Regions from separate parts of the Homo sapiens genome. Here region 1 is linked to region 2. A link is an interaction called in ENCODE POLR2A ChIA-PET data of the cell type or tissue named here. Cell type or tissue: Panc1. All regions are shown on one strand. Links, peaks and the distances in the headings refer to the core of each region. The heading gives the core; the rest is flanking DNA. Region 1 overlaps STXBP5 (syntaxin binding protein 5). Region 2 overlaps STXBP5-AS1 (STXBP5 antisense RNA 1).

Evidence for each region. Peaks named below come from ENCODE experiments on the same cell type or tissue, not always from the same donor. Only the 100,000 strongest peaks of a DNase experiment are listed, where the experiment ranks them.
Region 1: POLR2A ChIA-PET joins it to region 2 with 7 read pairs; 9 of 35 experiments call an interaction of 5 or more read pairs at or near these places.

What each region holds. Positions count from the first base shown.
Region 1 is chr6:147,210,403-147,214,803 of GRCh38, forward strand. The region is part of intron 2 of STXBP5 (syntaxin binding protein 5); the gene reads left to right. Among named protein-coding and RNA genes, the nearest start is that of STXBP5-AS1, 8.0 kb to the left of the region's middle. In Panc1, for the core only: no CTCF peak of the experiment used is centred there; no DNase peak of the experiment used is centred there; H3K27ac peaks cover 954 bases.
Region 2 is chr6:147,110,561-147,114,961 of GRCh38, forward strand. The region is part of intron 4 of STXBP5-AS1 (STXBP5 antisense RNA 1); the gene reads right to left. Among named protein-coding and RNA genes, the nearest start is that of LUADT1, 46 kb to the right of the region's middle. In Panc1, for the core only: no CTCF peak of the experiment used is centred there; no DNase peak of the experiment used is centred there; H3K27ac peaks cover 1,834 bases.

The DNA of each region.
Region 1 (4,401 bases), core at 103-4,102, 100 kb after region 2:
TTGGCTGGTCCTTGGTGATTTCCAGAATTTTGTTACTGAATTTATATTTAAGGTCATTAGTAGCTGTTTGGCATTGTCCATTTATTTTCTGTCAGTGTTTCTCAAAGTGGTAGCTTTTTGGGCAGAATAATTCTGTGGGTTTGTCCAGCACATTGCAGGATATTTAATATCCCCGTCTCCCACCTACTAAATGCCCATGTTGCCTCCCCTGTCAGTGTGGCAACCCAGACCCTCCAACACACTTCCAGGTGCCCCTGGTTGAGAACCACTGCATTTAGCCCAAGTTCTTCACCAGTTAAATAAGAATAATAACCCTACCTAGCTTGTGAGGTTATTGTCACGATTAAATCTAATAAAATGTGTGTGTGTAGCTTTTACGATCATGAAGGGATATTGTGGTGGATACATGATTATTACATTATTATTATAATACATGATTATTATTAATATGAGAGTTTTTCTGTGGCTTTAATTTTCAGGTCCTTCATTTCTCTCAGCGAATACTGAGTGGCAACTGTGTAGGAAGGACTTCATTTCATTTATTTTTGTAGCTAATACAAACTTTGAGGAAAAGATACTGAAAAGCACTGTTCTTTTCTTTGAGTTTGTTTTTAAAATGGTTGTGTTCAGCCTGGCACAGAGGCTCACGCCTGTAATCCCAGCACTTTGGGAGGCCAAGGCAGGCGGTCATGAGGTCAGGAGTTTGAGAACAGCCTGACCAACGTGGTGGAACCCCATCTCTACTAAAAACACAAAAATTAGCCTGGCGTGGTGGTGCACGCCTGTAATCCCAGCTACTCAGAGGCTGAGGCAGGAGAATCGCTTGAACCCGGGAGGCAGAGGTTGCAGTGAGCCAAGATTGTGCCACTGCATTCCAGCCTGGGCAACAGAGCAAGACTCTGTCTCAAAAAAAAAAAAAAAAAAGGTTGTGTTCTTCTCAACCACAAGTTTTCAAAATTGCTACTTAGATGTAATAATAATGTATGTGAAAGTTTCTCACATATGGTAAATGCTAAATTGATTAATGACTTTCTGTACTGTACTTACAAGATAGCATTAGAATATTTTGACTTGCTACTTAATTTTATTATATAAAACATAATTATACCATGGAAAAAAAATGGAAATGATTTTCATTTGAAATAATTAAAAGTAAAATAATTAGTTTAGAATTTAGCCAGTGTGTTTTGTTTGTTTGTTTATTTTGAGTCGGGGTCTTACTCTGTTACCCTGGCATGCAGTGGCAGGATTATAGCTCACTTCAGCCTCCACCTTCTAGGCTCAAGCAATCCTCCTACCTTGGCCTACCAAGTATTTGCGACCACAAGTGTGTGCCACCACTATTTTGTTTTATTTTTGGCGGAGACAGAGTTTCACCATATTGTCCAGGCTGGTCTTGAACTCCTGAGTTCAACCTCCCAAAACGCTGAGATTACAGGCATGAGCCACCACGCCAGATTTTATCCATTCTTCTCCCTCCCCATCATTTTTGTTCATAGCTACTTTCCTCCTCCTCCATCCTTTTTTGTTCATGGAAGAGTTCCGGTCATTTGGAATTGTAGTTGTGCAGGAGAAACAAGGAGCTTGAAATACTCAGCTCATATCTCAACTGTTAGCTCCTTTAGCTCCTCATTCAAGAGGACATTGCATAAAAGGAAGAATAAGTGCTGTATCAGCTGTAAGTTGTGATTCTTAGCATGGACTACCGCAGCAGGAGGAATAGGCACATTTATTTCAGAACAACCAGAAATGGAATCTGCTTGGAAACAGTTTATTTCGCAGTGGATTTCTTGTGGAAGGAAACAAATGTGATAGAAACCATGGAATTGAAAAGAATATGTTAACTATTGGAGATTCAAGTCCGTGCTTTGTAAGCCTTTCTGCTTTAAGTAAGATGAGTTTTTATCTCTGTTGGATATTCTTTGTTTTCTGTTTGGTTTTCAGTATGATTCATTTGAAATTACAACCTAACTTTGCCATCCTAAAGGAAAAAGTAAAGGCATTTTGGAAGAATTGCCTTATTATTAGGAGATTCTTGTTCCAATAATCTTCAGACTTACCTTGTATAAGTCAACTAAAATCTCTGTGCTTCAGTTTCCTTTCTTGTAAAATGAGGAAATTGGGATGTGTTATTTCCAAGAATCCTTCCAACTTTTGGACCTTAGAATTTCTTTTTCTGTGGGGGGATTTAGGAATTCTTTGGACTGTGTTCCTGTAGAGGGATCTTCTGGTTGATTGCTCTGAGTTCCTGTTAAAGAGAATGAAGTGTTAGACTCCATACCATTGCGGCTCCCTCAGCTTTGTGTCCATTGACTACATTCATAATCCAAGTCAGTAGAAGCACAAGTGTAAACCTTTGTTTACAGAAGGGACCAGGAAAGAGCATGTGAATGAACTAACACAAATGTCTTTCCTTGAAACAGTAGCTCACATTGAATACTAAGATGGTGGTTTGTAGCATTTTCTGTGTATAACAGATAAGGTCTCATTATGAAATAGGAAACCAGGACTTTTTTTTAATACCATTAACAAAATTCACCTTCTTCCTTGGTTGTTAAATGTCAGGATGTAAAATTAAAATAAATTAACTTAAACAAGAATATTGAGTTCCTAATCACATGATCTTAATAATCTTTAGAGATTTATTAATAGAGACTGTCTCTCTTGAATTGCTAGTATGTAATTTGAGTACTAAATTTGGTAATTGTATAGTGTAATAACTTGGAGTAATAATTGCTGGGCATGTACATGTAAGTAACTGGACTATAGGTTTGAGTATCACTAAAGATAAGCTTAATTGTTGGATCAATTTGGCTTTACCTTTATGCACTGGAAGAGGCAATTATTTACAAGAAGAATTTTTTCTTTCTTTTTTTTTTTTGAGATAGGGTTTCTTTCTGGAATACAGTGGCACAATCACAGCTCGCTGCAGCCTAGACCTCCCGGGCTCAAACGATCTTCCTGCCTCAGCTTGCCAAGTAGTTGGGACCACAGATGTGAGCCACCTCACCTGGCTCACATAATTTTATATATGTGTGTGTGTGTGTGTGTGTGTGTGTGTGTGTGTGTGTGTGTGCGCGCGCATATATATATTTTTTCTTTTTCTTTTATTTTTTTCTTTCTTGCAAAGATGGGGTCATACTATGTTGCTGAGGCTGGTCCCCTGGGCTCAAGCTGGGATTAAAGATTATGAGCTACTGTTCCCAGCTACAAGAAGAAAATTAATAATTAGGATATCAGTAGTGTAGCAGTAATAATTAGTAATAATCAGAATGTGTATTTGTTTTCGATGTTTAAATGAAAGTTTCCTGACCTGATTTGCTATATTAGCATCTTCAGAAGGTATACTTGGTATTTTGGGATGGCAGATAAGGAAATAGTTTTTTTGGTTTGACCTAAACAGATGTTTATCTGTTTAAGAGTATAACAGATTGATATAAAGAAAAGGGCATTTCACTATTAATACCTTTTAGATTTGAATTTGAATTAAGATAGATTTTAAACATAATATAGTTCTACAGAAGTTCTTGGGAAGCAAAACAAAGTGATTACTGACATGATTTTTATGAAATAAACCAAGAGTTCATAAAACTATAATAATAAAAAACTGCCAAAAGGTACTTGATACATTTCTCTTCCCTTAGTCATATGCAGCACACATTATTCTAAGGAGAAGTTATGGTGCTTTCTAATTTAGTTACTTAGACTTCCTGTAGAGACATTCAGGTTTCTATACAATACAATTATTTTGCACTTTAATTTGAACGCATTTCTGATGTTTATTAGCAGTAATAAAAATAAGGACTTTTTCATGATCTTCTGTATATCTGTATTATCATTCTTAATATTTCTGAATAAGTATATTGCCATCATCTACTTTCAGATTTAGCAATTCTAGTTGGTTGGTTTAATCTCTTATTTTCCTCATATTTACTTTTAAATAAATTTTGGACACCAGCTCTGTTTACCATGTAACTTATCTTTTTTCTTTTGGCCATGAGTGGAAGGTAAGCTGAGGTGAAGGAGGTAGGGGTAAGAATTGTTGACATAGTTTACTGCTTACTAGTGAGTGTTCCTCAATGGCCATGTGTTTAGTGAGTCCTTAAGTCTAGAATAAACTTTTCTCTGTTTAAATAATTCTTATGTTTAAAACCCAATGTCTTTGTGATATATGTTTTGGTTTGATTCCATCCCAACTTCCATCCTATTTAGCCATCTTTTTCTTAGTTGAGCCTTTAAAATTTTGATTTCCGCATTGCCATTTCTTTATAAGTAATATGTGACATTAAATGTCTAAAAATAGACCTTTTGGAAATTGTAGCTGTAATATGGAATGGCATTTTCTTTTAAAATAAACTACGAAGAATGTTACAGGGTATGAAAAAATACCGTGCAGTCCAA
Region 2 (4,401 bases), core at 265-4,264:
GGGAACCATAAGAAGCTGCAAAGGCAAGGAAGGGTTTGTTCCTAGAGCCTTCAGAAAGGACAAGGCCTTGCTAATACGTTGATCTCAAACTTCTAGTTTTCCAGAGCTGTGAGACAATGAATTTGTGTTGTTTTAAGTCATCCAATTTCTGGTACTTTGTTATGGGAGCCCTAGGAATGTAATACAGTGACGATTAGATAACATTTTAAACTGCATTGGAAAGTGTGATTTTTTTTTTTTTTTTTTTTTTTTTTTTTTAGATGGAGTCTCGCTCTGTCGCCCAGGCTGGAGTGCAGTGGCACAATCTCGGCTCACTGCAAGCTCTGCCTCCCGGGTTCACGCCATTCTCCTGCCTCAGCCTCCCGAGTAGCTGGGACTACAGGCGCCCGCCACCACGCCCGGCTAATCTTTTGTATTTTTAGTAGAGACGGGATTTCACCGTGTTAGCCAGGGTGGTCTCGATCTCCTGACCTCGTGATCCACCCGCCTCGGCCTCCCAAAGTGCTGGGATTACAGGCGTGAGCCATCACACCCAGCCTGGAAAGTGTGACTGTTTAAAAATCACTGTGTGCCAGGCTTGGTGGCTCACACCTGTAATCCTAGCACTTTGGGAGGCTGAAGCAGGCGGATCACTGCCTCTTCAGTAATGCCTGTTCTTCTACCTCTGGCTTGCTCTTGAATTCTGTCCTGGGCAAAGCCAAGAACTCAGCAGGCTAAGCTGCACTTTGGGGCTTGCCTGCCCTGCATCAATTGTATCATTACACAAAAACATTCCTGCTCCTCATTCATTATTGGAAATACAGTACCCTAAACAGTTAAAGTTTAACATTGAGTAAATCAGTTTCCAGCAGCTAAAAACAAAATATCCTCACCTAAATTGTTTCAAATATAGAATGGATAATATTTAATTTAGAAATTATGCATGGCAACTATAAAGTTTAGTTATGACTTTACGTTAATGCCTTGCTCAGTAAGTGCACAATTGAGAACTGCATACTTCTCTTTGTTGTAAAGGTAGGCCGAAAGTTTTTGGAGTGGATTGTCACTGAAGATCCCACCTCTAACTTTCTCCATGTTTTATATCAGACTTGGCTTGATTGAGAGATTAGCTTCCTGTGCTAGAAACACTACTCAACTTTAAATCATAAGACGTGGATCTGAGCCCTGGCTCTGCTACTCCTAAGCTGTGTAAAACTGGACAGCCCACTTAAGCATGATTAAAAGAGAAAGAAAATGTATATAAGTATCTGAGGTCAGTGCCTGGTACACAGGTGGCATTTAATAAGGATGGGCAAGACATGTAGTTAGATCTACAGTGTAACAATTAGGAGTGAAGGGCTGTGGAGGGAAACAGAACAAGGTTCAAATTCTGATTCTGCCACTTTCTGGTTTAACAGTTGAACGAATTGCTTGGACTCTCTAAGCTTCAGGTTTCTCCTCTGTGGAAAGGAGGAAATAATTCCCACAACCTACAGTTCTCTGCAAATATTAAAAACCATAATCCATAAGAATAATTTAGCATAGTGCTGGCACACTGTACATTCTTAATATTTTTCTGGTTATTATTAATGTTATTTAATGTTTCAGAATAGATGCTTTAACCATTCCAAGTTTTTGGATGTTTTAAATACAAAGATATTGAAATAAAATATTTTTTGGGCTACTTTTTTTAAAATTAAATTCAGAGTAATTCTAAATTATTGTAAGCTAAAACCTGAACTTTAAAACGATAATAATGGTATTAGCAAAAATAAAATGTAAGAAAAGACAATTTTATCACCAGGATTTAATACATAGAAGATGCATTCAACTCATATGCTTTCTCTCAAAGTGTGTTTTATTGGAATACCAAGATAGGTAAAGCACACTCTAATTTATATATATATAAATTATTTTATATTAATATATATATATTCATTTTATCACTTCTGAGGCATTGGGAAATGACCTTCTCCCAGATTATCCCCTGTTCCCTTGTACTCAATAGTCAACCATTAGAGATTTAATCCTTTTACTTAAAAATATATTCCCTGGAAAGAAAACAACAGGCTATCAGATGTGAACATCTAAGTGGAAATGAGGTTATCAGAAGCATTCCAAAAGAGAGCATGGATGCATAAATATTCCAGAAACAGAAATAGCAACTTACGAAAGGGAAAAGAAAGGTGAACAGATGCTGTGAAGATAAACTTCACTTTTTTCCCAGCTAAAACTGTCTCCAAACATTGGCAGAGAAGACCAGGAACTTTTTATAGATAACAACTGCTTTTTCTTTTTTAAATCATATGTGTTCTTGCATTTCTGTAATCACGAGAAACAAATTTAATTTAAAGATGCCAAAGGCTTTAGCCTCCTTTTTTCTTTTATATTGTGTCGGTAATCCAGATATTTCTGATATTTACATTAAAAGAACATGATACTGCTAATAGAAAACTGCCCTATCAAAATGTTTTTATAGTATCTGCTCTGGAGCTATAATTTTACTAAGGGTGACACAATAAAATGACAAACTTTTTAAAAATCACCTATTTTTAGTCTTTTCTTACATATAAAAATACACGTTAGATTGGCAGTTCTGACTTTTGGCAACCAAAAGCACAGCTTCAGAAAAGTATAATTATAAAATCACTCTAAAACTATTTTGTCATGTAGTATGTCAGGTAAATAATGGTTGCTTTAGTGAGAAAGAGAAAAAGAATGAGAGACTATTCGTAATTAAATGAGTCTAAGAGAGAAATGACAACTAAAGGCAATAAGTGATCTTGGACTGAAACTAGAGGTATAAAGGACACTTTAAAAATGGTTGCTTTAATGTGAAAATTATTTTAGTAACTGGTTATGCAAATTTAGGCATTTGTTCAAGTGAAGGTTAAGACTGTGAGAGGGAACGGCTAACACCCCCTGAGAATATTGTTTTTTATTCTCAACAAAGAACAAAGGAGGCATATGTTTCTTTTCTTTTGAGTAATCTAAAACAATTTACTTGTTTTTGGTTTTTTTTTTTTTTTTTTTTTTTGAGATGGAGTCTCACTCTGTTGTCCAGGCTGGATTATGCAGTGGTGCAATCTCAGCTCACTTCAACCTCCACCTCCTGGGTTCAAGTGATTCTCCTGCCTCAGCCTCCAGAGTAGCTGGGACTACAGGCATCTGCCACCACCCCTGGCTAATGTTTCCATTTTCAGTAGAGACAGGGTTTTTTCATGTTAGCCAGGCTGGTCTCAAACTCCCAACCTCAAGTCATTCACCCGCCTTGGCCTCCCAAAGTGCTGGGATTATAGGTGAGAGCCACCTTACCTGGCAACCTCTTTATTTTAAAAGTACTTTTAAAATTTCAAAAGTAAAATGTATTTGTTTTTTAAAAATTCCAGTACACAAAAGTATAAAATAAGAGTGTCCTCACCTTAGCTCCTCTCTCTCAATTGTTTGTCTAGTATTCTTTGCACCTGTGCAGACATTTTATATATAAGGAGGCAACGCAGAGAGAAAGAAATGTTCTTCAAACTTTATGGTCAAGGTTATCAAATACTGACACTGGGGTTTTATAACAGCTAAAGATGGGTCTTTGCAGATGAGACAGTCTTCATAATTGGGGTCTTTTCACCATTTCACATAGAGTTTAACTGAACTGTTTGTATTACGATGAAATCTTTAGCTATTCAAATATGAATCATGGATATTTATAACCCAGTGTTGTCCAATTTAACATTTCATGGTTCTAGCTGCTGAAGCCAGAAAAGAGCATCAGAAGGCAAACCTTTAAATGTCTTCGAAGTTCATTTTAAGTACTGCCCTCAAATTCTGCGTAGGTTTCTAAAGCTTGCTCATTTTCTAAGAGTCTACTACATCTAATGGATGGCAAGAAGTCCAATGAGCCTCTGGATCTGGGTGAGATGAAGAGCCACCTCCTCTCTGTCTGCGGAGAGGGAAGCACTCTGAGAATAGACACTCCTGCAATTTGGCACATTGTTTTCAGCCCTAACTGAAACTAGGAAATGCAGGGAAGTGTGATCATGAAAATAACAGGATCAGAGGAGTGTAGAAATTAGCTGGCTTTTTTCCCCTACAAAATTCATAAAAACAGACTATCTTAAGTGTGGGGTATGATTTCTGGGTTTTATGTAAGAAGAGATGTCTTACAGCTGAAACCATGAAACCAACAAGAGAATATCTTTCACCTCCCTGTGACTCAAGGCACATTGCAAGAATGCTGCGTAGAAGTACATCCAACAAAACTGACCCAAAAGCACAAATGCAGGAGTGGGGCTGGAGATGGTGATTCTTTCTAATTAAAGTCCTGGCTCATGTAGTTGTGGGTATTCTGTGAGACTACATACGAGTATTTAGTGCAATGCCTGCTTTGTGGAAGTGCTCAATACACAGTCATTGGCAGAGTGGTTGTTA